2 separate regions of the Homo sapiens genome follow, and region 2 is linked to region 1. The links are chromatin loops, found by intact Hi-C in ENCODE. Cell type or tissue: IMR-90. All regions are shown on one strand. Links, peaks and the distances in the headings refer to the core of each region. The heading gives the core; the rest is flanking DNA.

The links. A loop is a pair of places that touch in the nucleus more often than their neighbours do. Peaks named below come from ENCODE experiments on the same cell type or tissue, not always from the same donor. Only the 100,000 strongest peaks of a DNase experiment are listed, where the experiment ranks them.
Region 2: it touches region 1 in a loop (3-fold over the local background); 4 of 110 quality-filtered maps call a loop at or near these places.

The regions. Positions count from the first base shown.
Region 1 is chr4:182,441,975-182,458,056 of GRCh38, reverse strand. All of the region lies in intron 3 of TENM3 (teneurin transmembrane protein 3), which reads right to left. Among named protein-coding and RNA genes, the nearest start is that of TENM3, 210 kb to the right of the region's middle. RefSeq lists a silencer at 9,037-9,086. In IMR-90, for the core only: no CTCF peak of the experiment used is centred there; a DNase peak (open chromatin) is centred at 9,066; H3K4me3 peaks cover 2,511 bases; H3K27ac peaks cover 904 bases.
Region 2 is chr4:181,561,771-181,577,852 of GRCh38, reverse strand. It overlaps a transcript of TENM3 not described here. Among named protein-coding and RNA genes, the nearest start is that of TENM3-AS2, 260 kb to the left of the region's middle. In IMR-90, for the core only: a CTCF peak has its summit at 8,113 (motif pointing left); DNase peaks (open chromatin) are centred at 8,102 and 11,192.

The DNA.
Region 1 (16,082 bases), core at 4,751-12,750:
TTGCCTTGAGCAAATATGAGAATGTTTGTAACATCCAATGGTTACAACGTTTATGAAAAGTTATAGACTGGTATCATATTTCTATTCTAGAATAGGAAATAGAACTTACATGTAAAGCAAAATTTAGGACTAAAATCAAAACAAAACCTAATTTGACAACTGCACTGGATGCAGAATTCAGTAATGAAGAAAGACAGGCCGGATGTGGTGGCTCGCGCCTGTAATCCAACACTTAGGAGGCCGAGGCAGGAGGACTGCGTGAGCCAAGGAGCTAGGAAACTAGTCTAGGCAATATGGTGGGACCCTTTTTCTACAAAACAATATTTAAAAAATTAGCTGGGCATGGTGGCACACACCTGTGGTCCCAACCATTGGCAAGGCTGAGGTGAGAGGATCACTTGTGCCTAGGAGTTGGAGGCTGTGGTGAGCCGTGTTCATGCCAATGCACTCCAGTCTAGGTATCGAGACAAGGTCTATCCTCAAAAAAAAAAAAAAAAAGATATACATGATTTAGGTATTTGCATGTCTGGGTTCAAACCTCTCACTAACAACCAACTTAACTGTTCTATGACTTAGTTTCCATATCTTTAAAATAGAGATCATAAAAGTATTTAATTTCATGAGTTGTTCTGAAGATGAGATGAAATCATATATAATGGGTTTAACACAGATGCTTATCTTTCAGTAAATAATAAATGTCAGCTATTATTAGGCCTTGGCTTCTCTTCTTAGAAAATGTCCAGTCTGGATTACATAATTTTGAAGATTATCTTCAGTTCTAAAAGTCTCTAATTCTATTCATTTTCTCAGGAAAAAGTAAAATTGGTTTTTAGAGTATTGTGGGGTTTTTGTTCTTTTTTTTTTTTTTTTGAGAGACAGAGTCTTGCTCTGTCACCCAGGTTGGAGTGCAGTGGCACAATCTCGGCTCACTGCAACCTCCGCCTCCCAGGTGCAAGAGATTCTCCTGCCTCAGCCTTCCGAGTAGCTGGGATTACAGGCGCATGTCACCACGCCCGGCTAATTTGTTCGTATTTTTAGTAAAGACCAGGTTTCTCCATGTTGGCCAGGCTGGTCTTGAACTCCTGACCTGAGGTGATCCACTTGCCTCGGCCTCCCAATGTGCTGGGATTACAGGCATGAGCCACCATGCCGGGCCCAGCTGTTTTTGTTCTTAAGGTAGATGAAGATGGAGCAAGAGAGCAGAAATACGGAGTTTCTTTTCCTCTTCTTCTAGTACTCCTCACCTGTAAATCTCTCGACGGCAAAACATTTGTCAGTCCTTCCAACATTCCTCACCTATTAATCTTCTGGTAACACAATCACGGAAGGTGTACTGATTCTTGTTCTAAATTATCATCTTAAAGATTATCTCTTCCCTACTTTAGTCATCCAAAGAGAGTTGCATTAGATATGATGTTTACCAGTTTTTAAAAAATTATAATCATGAGTATCTTTATCAATGTATATACATTTCAAGTTAACTGTACATGTAAGTTAACATTTTTTTCTTACTCAAACTTACTGTTAGGCTTCAATGAACTTCTTTTCATTGTGGAAATTAACATTTTGCTTCACCTAAACACCTAACACCTATCGGAACTTAGCTACCCCAAAATCTCACCCAACAGAAAATGCAAAGAAATGGAGGCATTAAGCCAAAAGGTCTTCAGAGAAGCCAAAACTAATGAAGTTAATGAAATTAGCTCTGAGTCTTTACTCAGAACCTTTCTGTTCTTATTTCATTCATACATTACAATAACAACAACAAAATAACCTGTGTTGTTTGATGACAGAGCAGTAGTAAGAAGTGAAAGCTGACAGCACGGACAGGCCAGTTAGACAGGGATACTCAGCCTTATCAGCTCCTATGTAAGCCATTATATTTTCACACAGAACAATAAAATAACTGATGTTTGTAATGACCTTCCATCACCACAAAATTAAATTATATTTAGTGTACTCATCCAATAAGCATTCGAGACTTATGGAATAACTATTTTCTTAGCATCATGCTTAGTGCTGGTATGTAAGGACGAATGAGACAAAGTGGTTTTCTGAAAGAACCTGTCCCCCTAGTGGGGGAGACAGAAATGTAAACAAATGACTACAGGATAATGTGTTAAGTGCTCACAGAAATAAGAATCAGGTGCTAAGGAAGCCCGAGAGGAGGAGGAGCCACAAGAAATGCTGTGCAAGGCCGGGTGCGGTGGCTCATGCCTATCATCCCAGCACTTTGGGAGGCTGAGGCGGGTGGATCACCTGAGGTCAGGAGTTCGAGACCAGCCTGGCCAACATGGTGAGACCCTGTCTCTACTAAAATACACAAAATTAGCTGGGTGTGTTGGTGCACGCCTGTAATCCCAGCTACTCGGGAGGCTGAGGCAGGAGAATCGCTTGAACCCGGGAGGCGGAGGCTGCAGTGAGGCGAGATCATGCCACTGCACTCCAGCCTGGTCAGCCTAGTGAGACTCGGTCTCAAAAAAAAAAAAAAAAAAAAAAAAAAGAAATACCATGCAAGTCAGCTCTTGGAAACTCTGTGAGATGCAAGGAAGGGGCACAGGCAGCACCGACCAGCGAAAATACTGGTGCGAAGGTGGGAGTGGAGGAGCAGTAGAGGGTGAGGTATGGTCACCAAGGGACTGATAAAACACAACTCAGAATGACAACTGTGACGACAGTGTGGAGGCTGGATTAAAGAAAAGACAGGCAGAAGGCAGGGCAACCCAAATGGAAAGCTTAGTCTAAGGAGAACTGAAGAGAGCTTGAATTTGGGCCCTGATGGTGGGAACAGAGTGGGGGAATGAGAGTTTATACTTCATTTTAAACACCTTTTGATCCAATTTGTTCTTTAAATAAATGATTCTTAAACAAATAAGTCCTTTCTGATCAAGAAAATGTGACTCTCTCCTGAACGAACTATTTTTGATGATCTTGAGTCCCTGAGATTTTAGTGTTACATAATTCATAGCATGATGATAAGGAGATATCTCCAATAAAGTATGAAATATTATTTTAGGTATTTTGGTAATGGGCCAGTTTTTTCTTTCATATGATAAAAAGATTCATACTCAGCTCCCATTAATTGTAACAAAAGAGAATTCAGTATAAAGTGAAGCATACGCTAAACTCCAATCAGTAATGTTTCACAGCTTTGCCTAGGAAAACAAAAATCTTGTATGCAGCACTTAATTGCTTTAACTGGAGTTTCCAAAAACGTTAGCTCTTGTACTGCGTTTAATAAAACTCTTCCTCTTATTGAACAATACTTGTTCAAACATATAAGCAAGAATGCCATTTTATTGGAGTTGATATAAAATACATCACAAGGAAAATCTTGGCCATAAAGTTAAGAAATATAAACTATAAATCTTATGACTTTGTTTTAATTTCGTAATGGAAGTGATGACTCCAGAACGGCAGCAATAGAACTACTAAAACTTGAATAACTTTCAAGTAAACATACTTAGGCACTTGTTAAAACAAACATTATTCCCACTGCTAAAATCGAGGTTGGCAAGTCTTTCCTCTTACTAGCTTAAAAACAGTTTGAAAAGTAGCAGAATTGCAGCTTCTTTGCAAAAAGACTAATCATCATCATTAAAAGACCCTTAAAAGCAAATACAGAATGGTTAGCTAACCTGATCACCTTCATTTTTAATGAAGGGGTATTTCCATATAAATCGATGTATGAAACACACTTATGAAAGAAACTCTAACTATCATTAAAAAGAAACTAATTTTAATTTTCACCTTCATTCTGACGATCTACAATCAGAGGAAATAATATTTGAAAACGAAAAGAAAGAATATGATAAAGCCATATGTAAAAATGTGTAAATGATAAAACAAGCAGGGGTGGCTGTCATAAAATAGCCAAATGGCTTTTTCCACCTCCATCAAGGTCACTTTACTGATGATGGGCTCAATAAGATGATAATGCATTTAACCACTTTCCTTGCATCTGACTTCGACCTCACAAATCCAAATGGCCTTGTTTAACTACCCTGGCCTTTCAGCATTTCCCTGAACAAAGATAATTAAGGAGATGTACTGCCCCCTACTATCACAGGAATTGAAAGCCAAATAAACTTTTAAGAGCTCAGCCAGGTGTCTACTCCGCTAATGTACAACTTTGAAGCAGAAGGTAAAATGAAATAATGGTTAAATAATTATAAAAGGTTACAACTTTGAAGCAGGAGGTAAAATGAAATAATGGTTAGATAATTATAAAAGGTTAACAATGTTAAACTTGTTATATAAGGTAATTTTGTTTTATTTAAAAGAAAAGGCATAAAAAGAGATCCAGATTACATTTTACAGGTCTCTAGACAGCAGGCCCCATCTCTCCCTGCAGTTTAAGGTTAAGGAAAAAAAGGCACTGTGCACAAACCAGGATGAAAACAACTCACTGAAACTTCCACACATCGTTTTAATTTTTTACAAATTTTAAGTTAATATATATAACCACAAAAGACTAAAGTGTTTTTTATGTTAGTCCCATATTAGTCATTTTGTTACATTTTGTAATATATTCTGCCTCCTCAATGTACAAACCAAGACATTTATGTCAAACACTATTTAATATTAAGTGAGGGGAATGATAACATTTAAGAGAGAAACTCTGTTTTTCTTTTAAATACTATAGTATGTCGTTTCCCAAATTTAACTATTATTTAAATGTGACATGCCCACAAATATTTGCGTGTACTTTTCAATTATTATTCCTCCCTTGTAAAATGAATTTACCATCGTACCAACATAACATCTGTGGCATAAACTGTTTCTGGGAGACCAAAAAGGTAGTGGTTTTCAACCTGCAAAACAACTGCCAATAGTAAAATTTTTACTTTCAACAGTAAAAATTAAGAGTAGACATTTCAAAACTTAAATACATAGGATTTCAACTGAAGAGCTGGGTCTGTAACAAAAATCAATGTATAAACAACAATCCTAAAACAACTGGTTTCTTAAATATGAAAATACCATCCTTTCAAACCTGCTATATATGTATGCATATATATATATATATACACATATAAAAATAATCTCTATAGTACACACATTGTTATTCTTTATAGGGAAAACCAAACTCGGACATATCAGAAGACAAGGTATTCCAAATACCCAACAAGAGAACTCAATTCAGGTCAAAAGGCCTTATGCAAAAATGAGTATTAGAATAACTTTTCATCTCAGACAAAACTCCAACAAGAGTTATACAACTTTTATTTATTGCACATTATCTATTGCTAGAACTATCTGTCATACCAAATTGATAAATCTAAGCATAATAAATTTCTAATGCAAAACATCTCTTTAGAATAAAGAAGTGTGTTACTTGGGCTTTAAAACAGTCAATGTTTCTGGATATGAATCACTTCACGTGATTATAGCCAAAATAGCACTTATCATTCATAACTTAAAATCCATATTTATATGCTTTAGATTTGTCTAGATCAAAGTGATCCAGCAAAAAATTTCACTAATGATCCTAATCTGAACCTTTGGGAACCCGCCTGCTCCTCTCTCCCACTCCTCTAATAGCCCTTATCCTTTCATTCCTTTCTCTCTGCCAGGAAGTTCCGCAGCTTGTATTTGTGACTGCAGTTGTGTTAGCTAAGAACCAGGCCACTGAAAGATCTAACCATTTGGCCACAACTACTTAGAAGTTCTGGTCTAACCCAGAAGGGTACAGTTTACTGGACACCCCCCCGCCCCCCGTCCCCTGCCAAAAAAAAAATCTAAAAAGAAAACTTCTGCTCCTAATAATTTATTTATTTACTTTCTTCACCAAACCATTCTATCTCCTTCATGGTACCATTTTCCCACAACATTCAAATATCCTTAAGGAAGAACATCCTATTTCTCAAGTGTTAGGTGCTAAAGCACTCACATCTATGATAAGATAGAATAATTACAGCCATCCTTTAATCTAAACTACATATGTCTGTATGTGTGCATGTATACATATAGATTTTCACAGAGTAAGAAATCCATAATAAAGCATTAATATATCATATTAGTGTGAAATTTAAACTTTCTTTAAATGAGGCAAAGTTACTATAAAATAACTCATTTTAATAAAAATTTAAAACAAATATATTGTCCTGTATTTAGCATTTACATCTGGATTGCTAGAAAGGTGGCTTGTTAAAAATCTTTATTCACAATTGTTTAAAGTAAAGCCTACCAAACGAAATAAATTATAAACATAAAGAACTGATGTTCCAAAGCCCAGTCTCTTAATTGCTGATCAGAGCTGAAAACAGATCTTTTTTCCCCACTAATTGAATGAGTCTTGTTAAATCTTTTGAAATGAACTTTAGAAAATGCAAGAATACAGCTTAGAACAGGTTCTTTAATTTGGGTCATTTTCTGTTACTTGCAGTAGTGACGGGTGCTTAGCAACGCTGTTCTGGTGGCCCTTTTAAGGGAATGAATACCTGAAATACAGCATTTTAATCTATTTTACAGCATTAATTATCAGGATCACTGTATTTAGACAGTGCCTCCTTTGCCACTTGCCTACGTTATGAAAGAAAGGAGTCCCGTGAAAAATTGAATGTATTATTCCAGATGCCAGAAGATCCTGTGCACCCCTTTAACCAAGTAAAAATATGTAGGAACATAAAAACTAACAGTAAATAGAAGCCACAAAAAGCTTTAGTTTAAATGTTTAGACAAGGATATTACACTGAAAATCAGTGTTCAGACATCAGTAGAAGAGTCCATGTGAAGTCGCTTTTCTTTTTCTAAATCTTCGAGAAGAATTAAATTCTATTATGCCCCACACTAGGCCACTGCTATCTAAGAAACGTGACGCAACAGCCAAAATTTAGTATGATTTTATTTGGTAATTAAAAATCTGCTGAATACTTTAAATATTTTTTTATAAAAGAGGGCTTTTACATAATAACAAGAATATCATTTGAATTATGGCCATATTTACTATAATGTGCTGCAATGATAAACTACTGAGAAGGCAAGAAAACAAGGTAAAATGCAGGGCTACCGAGCAGTTTCTAAGAAATCAAACTGCCATGTCATACTCTGGAAATACGTCCATTCACATCTTATTAATGATCAATACAACAGGTTAAGAAACTAGTCATTAAAAACATTTGGAATGCGCCTTTCTATCTTTTCCTGATGTCAACTGTCATTGTTAAAAGTACAACTCTTTTAACTTTTTCCTCATAATTAAACAACTCATTTTAGATATCATGTCCTGAAGAAGGAAGGTAACGCTCTTATACAGCACTATTCTTCTCTATCTTCACAGCTAATAAGAGATCAAGTGACTCCCTCTTTGTCTAGAATGTACCCTAATTTCAGTCTTTCACAGCCAATTTTTTAAAGCTTTTTAACACTTAGTCTCTGAAGATGAGAGAAAGGAACCAGGTGAACCACCTGCATTCATATTTTTGTGAGTTTCAGTCTCTCAGTTAATGTATAATCACCACCTCTTTAAATTAAACATACTTTATAGCGGATCTCAAATTCATCATCACATTGTGTAAATCACAGTATAAAATGGGATAACACCAACATTTCTCAAGTTTTTTAACCTCTTATAGCAGATGGCCTCTGCCTAGAGTGTTTTGAACGCTGCAGTCGCATTTTAATACCTGGGAGTCCGCTGGAAAAAAAAAACAAAAACAAAACAATGTGGGGCACAGACCAGTACATGCTGCACTAAAATATTCGGCTGAGAGGGAGGCTTAGTTAAGTTAGCTGATTTCTTAAATGCCTTCTCTGGGTATTTGCAATCCTTTCTTAAGTACTACTTTAACAATTAGCACACAGAGGTCTTTGGATGGCTCTCTGAAACATTTAAAACCAGAGAACAAAAGGTTTATTTTAAAAATGAAAACCTTGGCTTGTACAACTCCAGACGTGAATCTGCTTTCAATTACTGAAAGTATTTCCACTTTAGTGGAAGGGGATCAAATCTTCAACTACACCATCTTAAGGCACTGAATTTGATTATATTAGGCTTTCAGAAGACAGAATGACTTTGTGACACAGGCACATATAGCTGTATATATCATTTATAAGATATTCCAGAGAGACAGAGACGCCAGCACAGGAGAGGGAGGAAATGTGACTTTCTCATTCCCACAGCTGCCACAGATCTTTGTTTTATTGAACTACACACATCAATGGCAAATGATTTTTACTTCAACAGATACAGCACAAGTTTTTCCAAACCATCTCCAACTATCTTTGCACAGGAGTAGCCTGCATCGAAGCACAACTGCAAAGTTGAATTTCTCTGAGAGACTGCTCTATTAAACCTGACAAAAATCACACTACGTATTTCGCAGGCAAAAGACTGCTCTTTAATGAGCAAGCTTATTTTGTACCTTTTCCCCCATTAAGCAATTAGTATGATGGATTTTAGTTAATGGAACCAAAGGGCTTATTAATTTAAGCTCAATGCCGATTTTTGCACATTTCAGACATAAATTATCCAAAATCACTACTGCTAAGACTAGCTCCCAACGAATTCGTAAAAGTCACCGAATGCAGGCAAAAGGGCAGCTTTGCCTCACGGATTAGGACAGTACACTACTCATAAAAAAAAAATCCATCTAATTAAAAATACCGGGAACAAAAGACTCCATTCTCCCCGCGGCTACCTGCACCACTCCGGGTGACGAAGAGTCATCGAGAAAGTTCAGCCTCCATCTCTTCGAAATCCTTAAATGTGGTCCCTCAGGGGTTAAAAAGCCACCTCATCTCAGATGCGAATGTTGCCTCCGCACCGATTCAAACCCGCGCCGAGCCTCCTCCCATTCCGACACCACAAGGGAGAAGAGCGGAGCCGCCGCCGCCGCCGCCGCCACCACCGCCACCGCCACCGCCGCGGTCCCCGGAGCGAGCGAGCGACCCTGCCGCGCGGGGAGCCTCACCGGGAGCCGCGCTCCGCCAGCCCGCCCCAGGCCGCCGCCGCCGCCGCCGCTCACCCACCTTGCCGCGGCGCGCCCTCGCTGTGGCCGTGAGGAACCGAGCCCAGCGCTGCCAAGTTGCCTGGGTCTGGAGCGTATCGTGTTACAGCGCCTGGCTCCGGGCTCGGGCTGCGCGCGGCGGCCAGACATGATAGGCTGAGGCTCCTCTGTTTACACCCGGCCGCCGAGGGGGCGGTGCGCCGCTTAACCCCTTCGCGCCGGGCCGCCACCGCCGCCTCCCGCCAGCCCCGCGCCCAGCGCCCCGGCTCGGCCGCCGCCTCACCCCCTCGCCTCACCCCCTCGCCCCGCTCCACACACGCGGGCCGGGGCCTGTGAGCAGCCGTGCCCCCAGCGAAGACGGGGGAACTGCACTGAGAACCCGCTCCCGGCACCCTCCGAAGACCCCGCGGGGCGGCATCCTCCCCTCCACACACGCACGCTCGCGAGCCGCCCCGGGCAGCGGCCGTGTTCCTCGGCGGGGCTTCGCCGGCGGCTTTTGATCCCGCCTCAGAGCTGTTCTCCGGCAGCGCTACTTTCCCGTGCTCACAAAAGCATCTCTCTCCCAACCCATGAACGGATCCCGACCCCTGCTCTGCCACCATTCATGCGTCCCGCATCCGAGGTGTCGCCTTCACCCACACGCCCCACGGCCCCGCGAAACTCGGCCCTCCAGCTCGCGGGACGCGCTGCCTGCCAGGCGGGCCCGGCGGTACCTCGGGGGCGGGAGGGGTCGGTCGCAGGGCCCCCAGCCTGGCGCCCGCGGGGCGTCCGCAGCGAAGGGGTGGGTGTCGCTCGTGAACGCAGCAGGGACCAGCTCAGCCCGCGCTCGCCCCTGGGCCTCGGCCACCGCCTCTCCGCCACTTTCTCGGCCCCTGCGTGGACCGGCCCGTGGCGGGGGCTGCTCTGCGCCCTCGTCCCCGCAGCAGTCGCGGACCCCCATTAACGTTGACGAGTCAGTGTCGCGACCCGGGGAGAGAAGACGGTACCAGGGGCTGAAGGCATGTGTGCAAGTGGCCCGAGCCACTCTCCATGATATACCAGGGCTGGACAGCCCTGATCCGGAATAGCTCATGTGGTGTTCTAACTAGCTTTACTTTTAAATAAAACATACTTCAACATTGCATCACTTAAATTTTTATAAAAAATTGTGTTTTTTCCCCTCCAGATCCACTATTATCATTATTTTTGCATTGCTTCCAGTCCAACGTCCTTCCTTTAATTTTTCTTCCAGAACATTCCATCCCCTCCAGCCTCTTCCTCCATTAAACTGAGAATTGAATGACTGAATGTTCGTGAATTTTTAGATTCACCGGTGCTTTCTTCCAATCCCTCCAAACCTCTCATTTTTATAAAGAAACAAGGAAAACATGAAGCACCTTACATCACAATACCAGTATCAACAACATATCTTTATCAGCTCTCATTCCATATTTTAACTACCTTCTAAATACAGACCCAAACCAAAAAATTAATACTTTAAGAAAGGAAGGATCAGTGTTCTCTTTTCATTTATCAGTAAGATTAGCAGACTGCAATTAGAATTTCTCTCTTCCCCCACGGTCTTTCCTCCAGTAAAGACAAAATGCTTTCCTCATTCCCATGATTCAACAACAACAGTAATTTCCTTATCTTCTTGAACATACTAGCTTTACCTTGACTTTTGTCGCTTTTTATACCCAATGCTACAAGAATATGAATACAGCTCTTCTACCTCTTTGTAGATACTTTTCTTTCTCATTTTCCATTACGTCTAAGACATCCATCCTCATACATGGAAATATCTAACGCCGCTCAGGGTTTAAGCAGTCTCCACACCTTAGTTTTTTTTTTTTTCTATCACTAACTCTGGGTCTCTAAAATCGTGACTCACAAACACACTCTATTACAACGTCACAACCAGCCTGTCTATTCCTCCGTTAATGATCAATATATTCACCCTTTAATTGGGACACTATGAAGATATCATAGAAATTATTTAAACACAAGGCGGTTATTTAAAATTTAGACATTCCTTTGACACTGTATAAATTTTGAAGTTATTTCAGGGTTTTGAAATTCTTTCTCTTTAGTAAATTGGGTCAAAAAATAGAACAATAGGTATGTTGTTGGGCACTGCAAAACTTCTAAGCTCTTAAGCAAATATCTTCCTTAAGTCTTAATGTTTTGAAAAGGATCATTTCACAAATCAATGCAATGCATGTGTCTTCTGAGGGGGGTGGGGGGTCACCTGAAGTAACTGCAAATAAACACCATATAACTAGGGCAGAGGATGAAGATGATGTTGTTCAATTGGAATCTTTGAAGAATTAAATTGGCAGAACATTACACGGTTAAAATTTGCCAAGAGGCTGGGCGGCATGTCTCATGTCTCTAATCCCAGCATTTTGGGAGATGGAGGCAGGCAGACTGCTTGAGCCCAGGAGTTCAAGACCAACCTGAGCAATATAGGGAGACTCCGTCTCTTAAAAAAAAAAAAAAAGTGCTAGGACCTGGGGGCTTGTCTATGCTTCAAAAATGCACTCCTTGATTTTTGACAACCACAAGTTAGCAAATCTGGACTTGGACTAGAACGTTCGAATGCAGAAAGATAAGCACACTAATGGAAGAATGAAAGGTTTTAAGATCTTAAACCATTGTTTGGGTCAAGATGAATCTCAAGAAGACTGATCCTCTGACCTGCTCATTTCCCCAGATGAATGCTATGTAAATTGGTCACTGATTGATAGCATTTATTAAAATTTCCATTTAAAATGCTAATTAGATATAAGTATTACATACAGGTTAGGCAAAATTTTATATTGGAGTGTACTGGAGTATTCTACATGTATATCTAGTTCCACCTTTTCTGAATACAAAACTAATTATGTATTTCCAAATTAGACAAAGATGGGATCCTTTGAGAATAATCAAGGATTTACACTGAACGAAGCTGAGCAGTAGCAGTAGCAGCCCATGGGGCAAAGGCAGAGGAAGAGACATGGTTTTAAACAATTTCTATTGTTGAAAAGTGAAGGATGGTTTCCACATATATCTTCCCAAGAAAAGATACACAGTTTTGTGGACACCCCCATGCATACATTAAATCACTGCCGTCTTTTAAATACAGGAGTCCACCAAAGAGTTCCACAGAGACGTGTAATGAGGCCCACGTTCAACTTCTGTTTTCTTCTACTATAGTTTGCCATATCGATGATGTCAGAGATAATTAGCATTATGGATATCGCCTTCTATAACTTAAGCAATTCTTGTCTAAGATCTGCGGAATTCCCCACAGTTCCATGAGCAGACACTATCAAATATATTGAATTATGTGGCTATTTTATGTTGTGAATGAATAACCACGTGGAATCATACTTGGAATATTAAATGAATTTTACTTAAAACTGAATTCAGTTCTTTAGGCATAAAAATCTAATGACCGAACACCACGAGGAAGATTTTTAAAAATGCATGAACCAAACCAAATCAAAGCAAATTGTATTTAAAAAAAAAAATAAAAAGTCCACAAATGAGCTGTTACTTCAAACTGGCACCAACTTAGCTTCATATTAAGAATGCTTCTGACCTCTCTCTCCTTAGGACAAAAACCTTGAAGAAAAATCGAATTGTAACCGACACTGAGATTATTACCTTTCCCGCTAATTATTAAGTACCAAATCCACATTGTCAGAGGTGCTAATACAAAATCAAAATCAAACACTCATAGCTATACTAAATAGATGATTATGATTAAAGCTAACACTAAGCACTTCATTTTATGACTGGCATTTGATACACACCATTTTTATTTAATTTTCTAATCTCATATGAGAAGAGTAATATCATCCCATTTTATAGATGAAGAACTGGAGCTTAGAGAAGTTAATCATGTGCCCACATAGTTACAGAGTGCTTGGGCCTAAACACAGTTCCAGGTTTGATGGACTCAGGAGCCTGCCGCTTAACCATTTCTCTAAATATTTAGACAGTATTGACTCAATAGTTAAAGCTGGTTATTGGCCAGGCACGGTGGCTCACACCTGTAATCCCAGCACTTTGGGAGGCCGAGGTGGGTGGATCACCTGAGGTCAGGAGTTCGAGACCAGCCTGGCCAACATAGTGAAACCCCATCTCCACTAAAAATACAAAAAATTAGCCGGGTGTGTTGGCATCCCCCTGTAATCCCAGCTACTCGAGAGGCTAGGGCAGGAGAATCACTTGAACATGGGAGGTGGAGGTTGCAGGTTGCAGTGAGCCCAGATCGCGCCATTGCATTCCAGCCTGGGCAGCTGGGCAGGAAGAGCAAAACTCCATCGCAACAAAAAAGAAAGCTGGTTGTTAGGAGTGTAGTTCACCGTTTAAATAAAATTTATCAGGATAAGCCCCACCAAAGATTTGGAAACATAATATTCCATTTAAAAATTGATAACTTGTGGATTTGAGAAGGAGCAAAATAAAAAAAGGGATAGTCCTCGATTTCTCCTGTGTTTTCAAATTACCTCAAGAGGTCAGGAAACAAATAGGCCAATATTAGTATCCTCTGAGAGCTGTAATCTTATAGAGGAAAAAAATGGCTAACAAACATTCCTAAACACCGGAATTAGGGATTGTCGTAGGTCAATATATGTCTGTCCCTCTAGAATCTAGTCTGTTTAGACTGACTCTTAAAAATTATACCTTTATTTGTAAATATATATATATTTTTAAAAGCATATCAAAGAAATTGTTACCAAAATTATAGCACACTGAGATCAATTGGTAATAATAATGGTACATTAGTTAGATCCTGTGAATAAAATTGTAGATTTTGTCTTATGTTTTGCCAACTGTTATTTTGTCAGTAGCACATAACTTTCTAACAGCTATATGGACTCTGATGTAAAACTATAAGCTGACATAAAACTATATTTAAAATCATGGGTCTTTTCTCCAGTAAAGTTCGATTATCATTTACATTGGAACAGAAATAAAGGTTTGAAAACAAAGTCTTGTAATAAAGGCCAATTCATAATTTTTCACAGATGTCTACAGTAAATCTAAAAGGCTAGTGTAATAGCTAGGTGATTCTTTCTTTGATTTACCCTATGGAAAAATCCACCCACAATAGACATATTTATTTCACAATAATAAATGACCCACATCTGAAATCATTTCTAAAGGTGAGTTCTCTTTACTTTTAAAGGTGTTAAATTATTTCACCCCCCAAAAACCAAATGCTTTGTGGAATCTGATACATGATGAAGACTTAGGGCTCTTTCTTTAGATATCCAATCATGTCCACTGCTTGCCAAAAGCACTGGTCCTTAATTTTGTCCTAATTCAGATGACCTTGGGCAGGAGCCTACTGGGTCCTCTACAGCCTGGGCAGGCAGGGAGGAGGAGGAAGCAGGATCTGGGTGTGTGTGATGAGGTCTGGACTCTTTGTAGGGGGCAGTCAAGCAATGTGCTGTATACGAAAGGCTTAGTGAGCTTCAGTCCTGTCCTGGCAACTATCCAAGTAGGAGGGAAGGGGGTGAGGTAGGGACATCATTCCTACCTGGTGGTGAGAGCAGGAGAGAGGCAGGAGGGCAGAGCTTCAAGAGAAATCCAGATGGCCAGCAAGAGTTAGCTGGGGCTGTGGATGCCAGGAACTGAGTACGTAGCAAGAGCTGAGGACCCAACCCAAGTCAAGCCATCAGGTGTCCAACAATGTTAGAAGACAATCTATAGCACAGAGAAGTATATGGAAGCCTAGTTTTATCAGTAACCTCCATGACTAGGGAAGGACAGGAGTGGCCAAGCTAGAGGGAGTGCTGCTTATCCCTGGCACATTGGATTCAGGGGCTGCAGACACACTAATTCCTAGGCCCACCCAGGGATGGCAGTATGTGTCTATGCTTGGCAACTTATTGGGGTTCACCTGACTTTTAGGCTTTGATAATATGAATACATTTTGGGGAGTATTTTGAATGTATTCTTTGGCAGTCCAAGATAAAGAAATGGAAGTGTGATAAATAAAGATGATTGAATTGTTTTTAATTATGGAGCAAATTCTTCAATCTGGACCATCTGTTTCCAACCATCATTCCATTCACCCATTCCCAAAACACTTGTGTTGGTTCTCAGGCCAGACACGGTGGCTCATGCCTGTAATCTAACACTTTGGAAGGCTGAGATGATGGATCATTTGAGCCCAGGAGTTCAAGACCAGCCTGAGCAACATGGCGAAACTACATCTCTACAGAAAAGAACCCATATATATATATATGTGTGTGTGTGTGTGTGTGTGTGTGTGTGTGTATATATGTATGTATGTATATATATGTATATATATGTGTATATACACACACACACACACACATATGTACACACACACACACACACACAAATTAGTCGAGTGTGCTGGCATATGCCTGTAGTCCCAGTTAGTCTGGAGGCTGAGGCAGGAGGATCACTTGAGCCTCGGAGGTGGAGGTTGCAGTGAGCCATGATTGTGCCACTGCACTCCAGCCTGGGTGACAAAGCAAGACTCTATCTCTAAAAAAACAAGCAAACAAACAAAAAGACCAAGCATTTTTGGTTGAATGTCAAAAATCTTTGAAATTAAATGTATTACTATAAGTACTTTGTTTTGATTGTTTAGAAAGGAAGAATTATTCATTGGTGACTAGTGCAGTGGTGTTGTCAGATGGGTAGTTGTCTATAGTGGCAATAGCCGTGCATAGATCAAATCCTTTATGCAGTGGACAGAACATAGAAATCACACAAACTTTTATATTAACCCTTTACAATTTATAATATCAACCATTTCAAAAGAATCCATATGTACTAAGATATTTTTGCAAATAGTTTAACATATCTTTATTGACAAATAAATTTAGATAATAATTATTAATTTCAGGTGTTTTCATGATATAGTCATATAGAATGTGTTTTTCAGGATTTTCTGACTTTGTGAACACGATTTATGAGTATGCACATATATTTATGCATCATTGTGGATAGAGGAAGTACATGCTCCATACCTCTGCATTTTAGCTGACCAATTTCTGCTTGCTCATAACTTGGCTTAGAAGTCAGTTCTTCCATTTAGCCTTGCCTGATTCACCAAGAATAGTTTATGGGCCCCTCTTCTGCATTCCCATTCAGCTCCGTAAATACTCTTTTCCTGCC
Region 2 (16,082 bases), core at 4,550-12,549, 880 kb after region 1:
ACAGTTTCCAGAGGAGACTACATATATCAAAAATTAGATCACATTGGTATTAAAAAAAAGAGCAGAGTAGAAAGAAAGAACTCTCATGTATTAAAAATATGGTCACAATCCTTCACCCCCACCAAAATGGATAGAGCATGTAATAAAATGTAAACAGTCTTGGGCATCTTGAAGAAAAAGTTGAGGCAGTCAGTGTATCATCAATACAGCAAAAAACCCAGAGTGGCATAGGATATTAGAGCAAAGTGTATAGGGATGGAGACAAGTTTCAAGAAGTTCAACGTCTATCTCATAGGAGTTCTAGGAGGAGTGAGCAGAGATAATGTTGGGAAAGAGTATGTAGAGAAGGAATAGCAGAAATGCCCCCTTTGAGTATTTACAGTGAGAGAACTGATCAGAATCCATGAAAGGTTCTGATCAGAATGCATGAAAAATTCTCAAACCTAGACTTCTTAGTGGAATTTCAGAACTCCAAGGACAAAGAGAAAATCCTTAAGAAAAATCCAGAGAGGGGCCGGGTGCGGTGGCTCACGCCTGTAATCCCGGCACTTTGGGAGGCCGAGAAGGGTGGATCACCTGAGGTCAGGAGTTTGAGACCAGCCTGACCAACATGGAGAAACCCCATCTCTACTTAAAAAAAAAATATATATATATAATATATATAATATATAATATAATATAATATATATTATTTATATATATATTAATTATATATTATATTATTACACATAATTTATTATTATATAATAATAAAATATATATTATATATTATATATTATTTATATATAATATATAATTTATTATTATATAATAAAATATATATTGCATATTACATATATTATATATATATTATATATATAATATATATAATATTAGCCGGGTGTGGTGGCACATGCCTGTAATCCCAGCTACTTGGGAGGCTGAGGCAGGAGAATCGCTTGAACCCGGGAGGCAGAGGTTGCGGTGAGCCGAGGTCGTGCCATTGCACTCCAGCCTGGGCAATAAGAGTGGAACTCCGTCTCAAAAAAAAAAAAAAAAAAAGAAAAGAAAGAAAAGAAAAAGAAAAATCCGGAAAGGAAAAGAGTGGTAGCTGCTATAAGAGATATAGGTAAGACTTATAATTAGATGTTTCTTCCTCAGGCGCTTAATAGTTTAAAACAGTTTTCTGTGGGTGACTTTCCCTTACATACGCATTCAACACCCAGGTCCTTCCTTCCTGTGGTTCTGCTGTCTGTGGAAAGAATGTGTGGGGGGACCATAGTTGCCTCATAGAAGCCTTAGCCCTTTTCTCTGCGTCCTTCCTTCCACACTGCTGGTGGAATGTAAATTAGTACAGCCTCTATGGAGCACAGCGTGGAGGTTTCCCAAGGGACTAGAAATAGAACCACATGATCCAGCAATCCCACTACTGGGTATCTACTCAAACGTAAAGAAATCATTAGAGCAAAAAGACATCTGCACAGTTCAGGACAGCAAAGAAATGGAATCAACCTAAGTGCTCATCAGTGGATGACTGGATGAAGAGAATGTGTATATATACACAATGGAATACTATTCAGCTATAAAAAAGAATGAAATCATATCTTTTGCAGCAACATGGACGGAACTGGAGGCCATTATTTTAAGTGGAACAACTCAGAAATAGACAGACTGCATATTCTCACTTCTAAGTGGGAGCTCATTAATGTGTACATATGGCCGTAGCATGTGGAATGATGGACAGTGGAGACTAGGAAGGGTAGGGGTAGGAGGGGCGGATGATCAGAAATTACATAGTGGAGACAATGTCCATTATTCAGATGATGAATACACTGAAAGCTCTGGCTTCACCACTGTGCAATATATCCATGCAACAAAGTTACACTTGTACCCTCTTGAATTTATACAAAAAACCTAACAAAGCAAAACAAAATGTGTCCCCTAAATGGAAGCTATCACTCTTGCTATTGATTCCTGGCCATGTCTAACTGCAAGGAAGGCTGGGAAATGCAGTCTATCTGTGTCCATGGAGAAGATAAGCAGATCATCAGTCTCTCTGCAGTCTGACAGCAGGCTGCTGAAATGGAGCAGCGGAAGTCAGGAAACAAAGCCATACTTTGAAATTCTAAAGAAAAAGGAGTTGAACCCCAAATGTCGTATATAGCTCAGCCATCAAATTAAGTGTAAGAGCACTGATTCAGAAAGCTTCCATACCACTCAACCTATATGAAAAAAATTTGCTCTTCAAATTCACCAATTAAAATAATACATAATTCCAAGAAAAGAGGCAATATGGTTTGCAAGAAAAAGCATAGTTGAGAAGGATCCAGAAGATGCTAGAAAGAAAATAATAGAAGAGATAGTTTACTGGGTTGCTTGCTAATGTCTTTTTTTCAGTGGTACCATTTGAAAGACTTGGGATTACACTTTATTTTTTGATGGGTCCAATTCTATTTAGTTTTAGAACCCAAAAAATGACATTACCATCGAATTGTAAAATCTGTTTATTGCATTTTAGATCAACCTATTGGTATACCATGGAATAATTAACTACAATATAAATAGAAAAAACAAGAAAATAATTGATACATCAGAAAGTGTAATTAATAAACTAAATTCTTGAAAGTTTTTAGTGGAGATGTAGAGCTTCTAAATTTCCTAAATTAAGAAGAAAAACAAATATATAATGAAATATTATATCAATAGCTACAAGGATAACAAAAAACTTAAACTCCTGATGGACTGTGGAGAGTGGAATTAGGGGAATGAATGGGGGACTGGTAGCGGTCAAGAATTTTACTTTATGTTTTATATGTTCTTACATTATAACACTAAAAAAATTACTTGCATGAATTACTTTTATAATAAAAAGTGCCAACAAAATTCCATTCGATGCAAAAATAATAGCATTTTAAATGACTGAAAAACAGAACTTGATGTAGACTTCTTTAGAAACCCTAACAATAATATATTGGCATCTCCATAATTATTGACCTAATCTCTCAATTCTGTTGCAACTAGATCTTTAGTCCCATGATGTACCTTCTTTAGTACATTTTCACTTTTGTAAAATGAAGATCTCAACCTAAATCATTCCTAAGTTAGCCCTCTCCAGTTCTAAGTTCCTACGGCTTCTATATAATGATCTATATTTAAAAACATATAATTCTACCTTTAACAAAAGGAAGTAATTAATTTTATTTCCATGGTGGTCTAATAACTTGTTCTCTCATCTTTTCATGGGAAGTTTGTCTCCTATGACCTTTGTTGAACTCACTTACTTCTGAATCAATGATCATATCCTGATAAACTGGAAGACATTTTTTTTTTTTTTTTGAGACGGAGTCTCGCTCTGTCGCCCAGGCCGGACTGCGGACTGCAGTGGCACGATCTCGGCTCACTGCAAGCTCCGCCTCCCGGGTTCACGCCATTCTCCTGCCTCAGCCTCCCGAGTAGCTGGGACTACAGGCGCCCGCCACCGCGCCCGGCTAATTTTTTGTATTTTTAGTAGAGACGGGGTTTCACCTTGTTAGCCAGGATGGTCTCGATCTCCTGACCTCATGATCCACCCGCCTCGGCCTCCCAAAGTGCTGGGATTACAGGCGTGAGCCACCGCGCCCGGCCGGAAGACATTTATATGAAGGTGAAGAGATTGTTTTTCTTCCTTGATAGCCAAGACCTCAAGTGAAGTGACTAGGTAGGAACTCCTGAAAGGATTTTTCCTCAACTGAACAGAAACATAAAAGCAGTTATCAGAGTTAGCTGTGGAACTGCTCACTGTGTATTTCACAATATTAAATCTTCGGGGAGTTTCAATTTTATTAATGGACTTTTTTCTGAGTCCTCAATTTCTGTAAGATTTATGAATACATCTCTAAGTTTCTCAGTGTGCAAACTATGCCTGTATGATATCTTAAGGATTTTTTTTGCTGCCTGTGAAAGTACATTTCTCTGAATCCCATGAATTTGTCCTTTGAGATATTTGGGACAGGTTTGTTCTGAAGAATATACTTGTACCAGCAAGGGGGTTTGCTCAGCACATAGAGGGTGTGAATAGGAGTATAATTTTAATGCTTATCTGTTTTTGTTTTAAAAGAATAAAATATTTTAATCACTAAACATGTATTAAAAATTAAAGTATTGATTTTCTAATATAACCTGAGTTTGTTATTGTTTGGGTTCAAATTTTGGCAGCAAATTATTTGTGCATTAAGACGAGAGAGAGACAGACAGACAGAGAAATCTCTGCCAGGTGACACTATATTAGCCTTGTTCTAGTTCCTTAAATATTCGTTTTCTATATTTCATGCTTTCACTAATTCATATCTTTTTAGCAAGGATTTACAGTTTATATCATTATTACCACATAATTATCCTCTTCTTGAATGAAACAGTAATCATTAGTCATGTGGCTTTATACATTAACATCAAGATTCATATTTCTTTAAAAAAAAAATTTAAGAAAGACAGGCAGTGCTGGCCAGGATGTGGAAAAAAGGGAATCTGTGTACACTCTTGGTGGGAATGTAAATTAGTAGAGCTACTATGGAGAATAGTATGGAGGTTCCTCAAAAAACTAAAAATAGAACTACCATATGATCCAGCAATCCCAGTGCTAGGTACATACTCAGAGGAAAGGAAATCAGTAGATCAAGAGATATGTGCCCTCCTGTATTTACTGCAGCGCTATTCACAATAGCCAAGATTTGGAAGAGACCTAAGTGCCCATCAACAGATGAATGGATAAAAAAACGTGGTACTTACACACAATGGAATACTATTCAGTCATAAGAAAGAATGAAACCTGTCATCTGCAACAACATGGATGGAATCAGAGGGTCATTATGTTAAGTGAAATAAGCTAGGCATAGGAAGACAAACTTCACATGTTCTCATTCATTTGTGGGAGCTAAAAGTTAAAACCATTGAACTCATGGGGATAGAGAGTAGAAGGATGGTTACCAGGGGCTAGGAAGGGTAGTGAAGGGTGGGGTGACTGGGGATGATTAATGGGCACAAAAATATAGTTAGATAGAATGGATAAGGTCTAGCATTTGATAGCACAGCAAAGTGATTACAGTCAACAATAATTTATTATATATTTAAAAATAACTAAAAGAGTATAACTGGAATGTGTGTAACACAAAGAAATGACAAATGCTTGAGCTGATGGATGCTTCATTTACCATGATGTCATTATTATGCATTGTATGCCTGTAGCGAGTATTTCATGTACCCCATAAATATATACACATACTTTGTTCCATCAAAATAAAAATATAAAGTAAAACAATAAGGAATGTACTCATTGACAAAAAAAAGTGTGAAACTGTAAGAAAGTAGCAAGTTCAAATCAAAGAAAGAAAAACTATTTAAGGAGCATATTGCTTCTACCACAGTTGTAAGGCAGTCACATGGAAACTTAAACATTTGACACTATTTTTTTCTTTTTCTAACTGAATATAGACCTACTTTAGTTTATTATGTTTTATATATCTTCTTATTTTTCATATGTTTCTCAAAAGAAGAAAATGTGTCAATGCCTTAACAATAAAAATCCTACCTTTGGGATTTTCTCCCTGAGCCCCTGTAGGAAGGACTGAGAATCTTGACAGGTTTCTTCTCATGAGATTCTCAGCCCATTTGTTCAGTACTTTTGTTTTTAGGAAAGTTTTACTCAAGCATTCCGAACTTTGGGAACTGCTAAACCAAATCTCTAAAACTGATAGAAGTTTCTAAGTAGAAAAATGCTTATAAACTTGTTTAATTTCATATTTTATCAGAACAGTGGTTAATCTATCGTTTGAAATTTTTTGCAGCATCTCTAAGGATAAAATATAAGATGAACTATGCTACAGCGATAAAAATGCCTGCTTCTTATTTGAGCCAATATACACTATAAAGATTCCTATAATCATATTGGTGAAATATATACATATATTCTCTTTTTCCTTCTTTTTTCCTCTAAAAGGAAAAAGAAGATGACATTAATAGATATACCAAGAAACTGCAATCTGTGCTGTTATAAATCTAGTAAAAGTTTCATACACTATAAAGGATGGAACAAAACACTTTGTAAGTTATGCCTAATAAAAACAGAGCTTGGTGTTAGAGGGAACAGCTGATTTGCCTGATTTTATTGTTTTAATTATTATTCAAAAATATAGAATTCATATCTAATTGTATTTACTCATGATCAATAACAAAAAATGTTGTAAATAAAATAATTAAAACAGGGCCAGGCACGGTGGCTCACACCTGTAATCCCAGTGCTTTGGAAGGCTGAGGCAGGAGTATCTCTTCAGCCCAGGAATTCAAGACCAGCCTGGGCAATATGGAGAGACCTAGTTTCTAAAAAGTTTTTTCTAAATTACCTGGCTGTGGTGGCAACTACCTGTAGTCCCAGCTACTCAGGAGACTGAAGAGGGAGAATCATTTGAGCACAGGAGTTCAAGGTTATAGTGAACTATGATCGCATCACTACACTCCAGCCTGGGCAACAGAGTGAGACCCTGTCTTTAAAAATATATATAAGATAAAATAAAATAATTAAAACAATCAATAGCATTTTATGAATGGCCACTGTTACTGTTCACGGACCCAGCAATAGTTTATCTAGGAAACGGATGTAGTTGCTCTTCTGTCCCTTTCCTTTCTACTTTCCCGCCTCCAGCTTCCTCGAATTCCGAAGACACTAAGAAATGCACTACTCAGATATCCCACAGTGGCGAACACAATTGAGGAACAGCACCGGCTACTTCCTTTCTCAATCCACTGTCTCCTTCCCAGGGGGACCATAAATCCACAGAACACTCCCGATGGCACAGCAGAGGACAAATGTAGGTCCATTCCTAAAAGACAGATACCTCAGCTGGCCACGTTGGCTCAGTGTCTCCCATCAGCCTGGACGTCAGATCTACACTGAACAGTAAGACACTTCTTCCCCACTGCCAGTGCTCCTGCCTTCCCCCATTTCACAGGGTCAGAACTTCACGGAGGCTTGAGCGCTTTCACCACCTTCTCTCGCTCCATCCCCTTTTCCCTTCACAGGTGTTGCCTCCAGTAAATGTCTTGCAGATCGAATTGTGTCTTGTGTGCCTCAGAGAGGACCCCAACTCACACCAATCCTGTTGGCATTCCCCTTAGGAAGCTTCTCTGCCTTTACCTACTCCGCTGCCTACCAGAAGCTTGCTTGCTTGCTTGCTTGCTTGCTTGCTTTCCTTCTTTCTCTCTCTCTCTTTCTTTCCTTTCTTTCTTTCTCTTTCTTCCTTCCTCTCTTTTTCTTTCTTTTTCTCTCTTTTCCTTTCTTTTTTTTCTCTCTCTCTTTTCTTTCTTTCTTTCCTTCGTTCATTTTGTTTCTTTTCTTTGTCGCTGAGACAGGGTCTTTCTCTGTCACCCAGGATGTAGTGCAATGGTGTGATCATGGTTCATTGCAGCCTTGACCTCTAAAACTCAAGTGATCCTCCCAACTCAGCCTCCTGAGCAGCTGGAACGACAAGCATGCACCACCACGCCTGGATACGTTTTTTAAGAAACATTTGTAGGTCACGCCTGTAATCCCAGCACTTTGGGAGGCCGAGGCGGGTGGATCATGAGGTCAGGAGATCGAGACCATCCTGGCTAACAAGGTGAAACCCCGTCTCTACTAAAAATACAAAAAATTAGCCGGGCGCGGTGGCGGGCGCCTGTAGTCCCAGCTACTCGGGAGGCTGAGGCAGGAGAATGGCGTGAACCCGGGAGGCGGAGCTTGCAGTGAGCCGAGATTGTGCCACTGCAGTCCGCAGTCCGACCTGGGCGACAGAGCGAGACTCCGTCTCAAAAAAAAAAAAAAAAAAAAAGAAACATTTGTAGGGATGGTGTCTTGTTAGGTTGCCCAGGCTGGTCTTGAACTCTCTTTTACCTGCACACACCTCCTAACTCTACAAAGTCTCTTTTTCTTAGTTAGGTCCGTTACTGTCTGTTTTGTGTCCTGATTCTTCCTGAATGTCTAAAACTGTGGCTGACACATAGTAGGTACTCAGTAAGTATTTATCAAATACACAAATGTCAGTCCTGAGAAAGATACGAAAACAGTTCTGGAGCCTGGTTCTTTTCTGTAACATAGATACAAGCTGACTCTTATTGTTCCTGACATCTAGTGGCAGGATGAAAAACTATCCTGAGACCAGAAATTATTTCATTGGCTGGCTAAATCACACACCACAGAAAATGTCAAAAGGCCTACACCTTAGGGCCTATACAACTTTTACAGGGTTAGTACACCTTTCAGATTCTTAACTGGTTGTGTATTCATCAGTGAGAACCCAGGTAAATTCTAGCATGCAAGACAGAAATCCAGTGCAAAAAGGGGAAACAACCCCAGGCTGGAAAATGAGTTAGAAAATGGGCTGAACCTTACCATGACAGAGATTCTACAATCCTTACATTCTATTCTATCCACTTATGGAAATAAAAATGTACACACAAAGGCACAACACTTTCAACAACTTGCAGTATAATAGTAACAGGATTTAGAATATAAATAAGTCAGATTTTAATTTCCAGGCTTATCGTGGTCAAATAGTCCACTTGAAATCAACGAGAAGCTTAAACAAGGACGTGGTGAACTATAGGCACACCATGTTCTCACCTCGGAGGACCAGACACAATAAGAAAGAGCAGGGCAGCAGGGAGACCTCACATTTGTTGTTGCTGTTTTTTATTTTAGAGACGGGGGCCTCACTATGTGGTCCAGGCTGGTCTTGAACTCCTGGGCTCAAGTGATGGTCCCACCTAGGCCTCCCAAAGTGCTGGGATTATAGGCATGAGCCACTGCACTGGCAAAAACCTTTTATTACTTTTCTCCTTGCTATTACTCTGCATTCAATAAATATTAAGTTTTTAAGTGCCAACTCTGTTCCAGGTACTGTTCTAGGCTTTTGGGATACACACGTAACAGAACAGACAATAATCCCTACCCTTGGGGAGTGGAAGTCTCTCATTCCTCTAATCCTCCAAAGGATTACAACTTTATAGGTGCCTTGGCATGACCTATGTGTGCCCTTTGTGTCACAGGAGTGACGAGCCTGCTCTTGGGAGTGGCAAGATCTGTGGGAGCTTGGAAAGGATTAGGGAAGTGGGATCTGTTTGTTGGTGTGGGACAGTCTATTAAGCCAGCTACTCCAAAGTGCTGAATAAAGTATCAGATTTTCTGCGAGGACTCTATTGCCTGAGAAAGAAATAGGTCAGCACAAGACAGTTCCAGGGGGAATAAAGGTCCTAGGTACCAGATTTCCCTGAGGAGTTTGCTTGGGGTTGGGGTGGGTCACACAGGGTCTGCAATGGCAAGAGGAAGCATGAGGATACGTGGACCCCAAGATGGTAGCAGTAAAAGACATAGTTGGCGGCCAGGTGTAGTGGCTCACGCCTGTAATCCCAGCACTTTGGGAGGATGAGGGGTGGATCATCTGAGGTCAGGAATTCCAGACCAGCCTGGCTAACATGGTGAGACCCTGTCTCTACTAAAAATACATAGTAAAACAAAAACAAAACAAAACAAAACAATTATCTGGGTGTGGTGGCGGGCGCCTGTAATCTCAGCTACTCGGGAGGCTGAGGCAGGAGAATCACTTGAACCCAGGAGGCAGAGGTTGCAGTGAGCTGAGACTACACCACTGCACTCCAGCCTGGGCAAGAAAAGACAAACTCTGTCAAAAAAAAAAAAAAAAAAAAGTATTAGTTGGCATGAGTGACTACCCACAACCCTTCCTATGGAGAAAACAGGCTCTAAACCTGTCAACTGTAAAAAAGGATGAGAAAAACTGCTAGATGCTTGATCATTCCTTAACTCGTATTTTAAGAAACACAATGCATTTCCTATTTTCTGATGTAATATATGATTTTTTTTTCTGTTTTCATCTCTTAGAAAGCACGTCTCTGACAAGTAAGTTGGCCAAAGGTGCTATGGGCTTTGTCAACAGAAGATGAAGATATGAGCTCCACAACTTCATAGTTTTATAACCCTGGACTAATTATTTCGCCTTTCAGATCCTCAGTCTCCTTAACTGTACGGTAAGCAGTAATAGTATTTATCTAAATCCAATATTATATGTAGAAAGACCTCATGTGTCACACACATACACAACATATCAGTTTCCTTTTACTCTATAAAAGAGTAAAAAAGAACTTGTTATCAACTTCTAGTTCATGAAGATACACATACTGTGATTTTTCTGCTTTATTCTTAATCTTAAATAAAGAGATACAGTTTGAGAAACAAAGGAAGTCACCTCAACATGTTTATTTAGCCCTAAGGTCAGAATTTTCTTTTTTAAAATCACTTTTGGTGTTTTGGTAGAAACTGTCTATGAGGAAAGTTAGTATTGCTTAGTTACAAGGTTATCCATTTGAAGGTGTCTGCCTGATGTGGTAATTAAATAATTTATGTTAGAGTTAATAATTTATGTTAGTGTTATAGTGCTAATTAGGCTTCACATTTTTGCTAAAAGTATCTAAGTCAAGATAAAGTTTCTACATTTGCAAGAGACACGAACAGAATATATGCAAATATTTTTGGAAAAGTCATTTTACGAATTATAAATTAAATCTTTAGAATTTACTAAGGGCGCAGAACTTAAAAGGAGTTATAATGAAAGGTTCCTGAAGGTGATGGGGTGATCCTTAAAGGTGATGATGAAGAGATAGGCTTTTAGGTATGCTCCACTTTGCCCACAGGCTTTGATAATACCTATTAAAATTCACTGAGTATATTTCTACTCTTATTGATCAGAGTATGGTGTCTAAAGCGGGATCATTTGCACGAATCCCTCATATTCCAACCCCACTACCACCTAGCTTTTCTTTAAGAGGGTGGAATGACTTCATGCCCAGGTAAGCTCTGGGAGGCCAGAACCCTATTTGGAGTCTCGGAAGATGGCATCTTCACAGACAATTCCTGGTACCTGTTGGCATCCAAGCACTATTAGAGGCAGGGCTGGTCTTAGGCAGCTTCGCCGAGCTTCTCATGGACATAGAGTGATGTGGCGAAGCAGCCTAATTCTTCCACAGTTTGAGTAAAGCACAGAAATTAGCTAAGAGAGAGTTGGCTGACCTGAAGTAGTCACTTAATCAAAAGGAGGTGACATTGTGGTGGATGTAGTGTGAACACACGGCTGGAGAGCCAGATGCAGAGGCAGACATCTCAGAGAAGAATAACAACAGCTGAAAACCAGACGGGCCTGTGTAAACCACAGCTGGTCGCTGCATGGACAGTTACCAGATGAGAACCATATGTGCTATCCCAATGCTACGAGATCCTGCAGAAGCTCACCAGCACTTTGATGCCCCTCTGAGAAGGGTGGGAAAGAGGAAAATCTCAAACTGATGGTATTATATCCTGAAATCAAGCTTACCTGTCATTGATTACAGAGAGAGCTCTTCAATCAAGCAGAATAGAAGCCCAAGATTGAGATTCAGCTTAGTAATAAAGATTTTTATTTTTCCAAACATGTATTTAGAAGACATTGAGTTCATTGGCAAAGGTCTAGTTCCCTTTCCCAAAATTTCTCCTGAAATTCTCATGTCAGTATCTCTCAAACAGTTTTTCTGAAACACTAGTTTGATTGCATATTAGTAAGTGTTCTGGAGAAAGCAACAATTTCCTGATCAACAATTTCAGGGAGATATTGCTTAGTATACTAAAAGTTCTAAAAAATCTTGCAAAAGAAGCAGCTCTTTCTAATTTTATTTAAGCTTATATTTCCCCAAATTATTTTAATACAAAACATTTTTTTTTCTTCGCCAAACATCTATAAACCTCTTTGGGGGAAACTAGGTTTTTGTGGAAATAGTTGGACTCTGCTGTATTCTGCATGTAGTAGTATGTGGTTTCTATCTCCTTTTTTTCCAACTTAGAACAATGTGTATGTGATTAATTTCTGTCTCACTTTAAATTAACTAATTCAACAAACATTTTGTGATTACTTCCGCACTTTATCATTCTGGACCTGTCTAAACTTTATTAATGGTTTCAGTAATTCTTCCTTTCCATAAATCATAGGATTTTCCCTTGTATTAATATGCACTAACATCATGGATTTTTGTAAGAAAATAAATTGATTAATTGCAATCTACTTTTCTAATATAATTCTCTAGCATGAAATCATTCTAGCTAACATAGAAATAAAATCACAAACATGATAATACCTTCAATAAGATATTATATATAAAGTGTACACCTAGTACATGCATTCTTTAAGATTTAGCTCAGCTGTTTCTCTCTACAGGGAGCCACCCTGATACTCACCCTTCAGCTTTTGACTTTGCTGCGTGCCCTCGTCCGCATCCCTGTAATATTCTGCACATACTTCGCCATTGCACTTCTTATACACTAATCACTTTATGTACCCGTTTCCCACCTTCTAAGATTTACTTTTTTGGCAAGAATTGTTTTGCTGATTGATGTATCTCTAAGACTAAGCATAGTATCTGGCAATATTGTAACCATCCAGTAAAATTTATTCTCTAAGTATGTTTCTTCATAATACCTGAGTTTAAATACGTCCATGTAACTTTGATCATTAATGGTAGGTTGAAATTATGCAGTGTTCTGGTCTAATGGAGAGAAGAGTATTAGTCCTCGTTGCCTGTACTCTCCTATCCTGCAGTTTGCCCTCTGATGAAGGTCATGGGACAGTTTGAGGGAGAAAGAGCAGTCTTTAACTCAGGGAATTATTTGACTGTAACAAAAATCAACTATGTCAGAAAGCTGCAGTTGAGAACAGTTTAAACGGGCTGTAAATTATCTTGTTACAAAGTGACATATTCACAAATAAATAAGCAAACTGAAATATTAACTTGATATATACAATTGCGGTAATATCTGGGGATTTGGAGGTCCTCGGATAAAAGGATCTCACATTCGACCAGACACATATTGATGAATTCCATGCTGGCTCCTTCAATGAGAGAACAGTTTGATCAGAAAGCCACAAAGCTGCCCACTGAGATATCACAGAGAAAAAAAGTGGAGATTCATTAATACTTTAAAGGTGAAACTGCCTAATGCCAGTGACTCACACAGCAGGATACTGCGGCTTATGTAAATGGATGACTTCGTTAAGGATACAAAAATATTTTGCAAATTATGGGAGGTCAGAGATAGTGATTGACTGGGTTTAACTATGAACTCTTTCAGTAACATTCTACACTTTCACGGCAGAGAATTGCTCTGTCCACTGAGACAGATGGGGGAGGAGGAAGGAGGATGTTTTGACGAAGACCCCTTTTCATGTAAGACACTGGGTTGTAAGTTCCATACACACTGTTTAATGGCGAGCTTGTACATAGGTACAGTTGGTGTCATTTTAGAGTTGAGTGCACTGGACATGGGGCTTATTCCATGGCGTTTAAGAGCTTAGGTCCTGAGTTGGATGCACCTGGATTTCAATCCATGCTCTGCCCCTTGTTTAATAGTTCTGCAACTCTGGGCAAGTCACTCAAGCTCTCTGTGCCTCATTATCCTCATTCCTTAAATAGGCAAAAAACAGTGCCCGCTTCATAAGTTAGTCGTGTGTTTAGTAACCACTGAATATGTGTGTCGCTAATACTATAATGAATGACTCAGTCCTATCCTAAAATATAGAAAACATTTTCTCAGCCTGGACAACATGGTGGAACCTCATCTCTACTAAAACTACAAAAATTATCTGGGTGTTTGTCCCAGCTACTTGGGAGACTGAGGCAGGAGAATCACTTGAATCTGGGAGGCAGAGGTTGCAGTGAGCTGAGATCCTGCCAGTGCACTCCAGCCTGGGCAACAGAGTGAGATTCTATCTCAAAAAAAAAAAAAAAAAAGAAAAAAGAAAAGAAAAGAAAAGAAAAGAAAACATCATTTTCATTTTCTCTATGGAGAAGTTACAATTATTTTCTCACTGAAGTTATAATACACAAATATTATGTGATTCCAATGAATGTTAGACAAGATCAATGAAATATGATAGAAAATACAGGGAGTAAATAGACCCTGTTGGTCTACTGTATGGTTAGATTGTATGAGCTATTGTATGGTTACAGTATGGTTCAGCATGCTACACATATCTCACTTGGGGTTTAAGAGCATGGGCCTTATTTTGAACACAGGAAATATGTCATTTTAAATAGTGAGACAATTTGGGGTTATTAAATGACAGTGGAAAATTGGTTTTAAAAGTTGAATAAAAATGAATGTATGTCTGCATCTCAAATTCAGGATTAAAATAAATTCAAGATAAATGAGACCGATAGTTGGCTTTCAGTTCCAAAGTCCCACATCCTTTCTTTTGCTAAGGTAAAGACTATCTTCCAAGGTTTTTCAGGTTGAATTACTCCTCTCTTCATCCCCATTTATTTGCTGATGTTCAATAGCAATATCTCAGAATATGAACTTATTTGAAAGTAGAATAATTGAAGATATCATTAGTTACGTCAAGATAAGGTCATTAAGGTGGGCCCCAATCCAAAATGCCTGGTGTCCCTTTTTAAAGGGGAAACTTGGGCACAGAGAAACACACATAGTGAGAAAACCTAGTACAGATGAAGCCAGAGATCAGAGTGAGGCTTCTACAAGCCGAGAAATGGTGAAGATTGCCAGCAGAACTCCAGAAGCTGAGGAGGGACTGGGAACAGCTTCTTCCTTACAGCCCTGGAAGGAACCAGCCCTGCTGACGACACCTTGATCTCAGACTTCTACTCCCCAAAACTGTGAGGCAATGAGTTTCTGCTGTTTAAGCCACCCTCCCCGTGTGTGGTACTTTGTTAAGGCAGCCCTAGCAAACGAATGCACCCAGGTGCCATTGCAGCTAGTTGCGGTCATATGATGAAGTCCCAGTCCAAAGAACATTAGCAAAAGTATCGTACGCAACTCCCCAGTGGCCCTAAGAAGGGCCCGGCACGGTGGCTCACTCCTGTAATCCCAGCACTTTGGGAGGCCCAGGCGGGCTAATCACCTGATGTCAGAAATTCGAGACCAGCCTGGCCAACATGGTGAAACCCCGCCTATACTAAAAATACCAAAATTAGCCAGGCATGGTGATGGGCACTTGTAATCCCAGCTACTTGGGAGGCTGAGGCAGGAGAATCACTTGAACCCAGGAGGCAGAGGTTGCAGTGAGCTGAGATCGCGGCACTGCTCTAGCCTGGGTGACAAGAATGAAACTCCATCTCAAAAAAAAAAAAAAATTAAGAAGAATCTATTTGTTCTCTGTTCTCCTTTTCCTGCCATCACAGGCTGGAAAGTGGCTATTTTGCTGGTGAGCCAGCTTTGATTCTGAAGATAAGGGCAAAAGAAAAAAAACTAAAATAGAGAAGCAACATGATGGAAAATACATGGGTCCCTGGAAGACTACATATACCAAATTGCTTGCTGTTTTAGACAACTGGCCCACATCTAGAATATTATGTGTGAGAGAATTAATTTTTATAGCATACTTTTGAACAACTGTGCTTTGGGAGTTTTGTCTTATACCAATGTATTTTATTCCTTAGCTGATATAGTACATTAAAGTGATAACTGGGAAAGATGAAATTAAAAGAAATTAAAATGAATGTTGATCTATCTGTATGTATATGAAAATTTAAAGCTAAAAACCTGGAAGTAAGAAAAATTTTTAAACATGAAGACAACGTAAAAAAAAACGTAATAGATAAGGTTTCTATATTTGACTACAAATAAATTTAAGTATCTGCATATCAAAACAAAGAAACTAATTAAGTAACATAAAACTGGGAAAAATATTTGAAATATATGATAGACAAATGTTTGTTAATACACAACATAAAGTACTCTTAATCCGTAAAAATGATAAATGCATTCCTCATCCTAGCAAAATATAAAAGTGATCAACGTCACAAAATTAAAACCTGATATGAATTAGACAAAATTAAAAAAGAAAAGAAAACACCCACAATTCGCAAGGATCCAGGGGAATGTGTATATTCTCCCATCCTGCGAGTTGGAGGTTAAATTGTTATCTTCCCAGATGGTTATCCGAAAACATGTATCAAAAGGCATAACAGTGTTGTTCATACTCTTTGAACAGGAAATTCTACTTTTAGGAAAATATTTTAAGGGATTTATCTGAGAATAA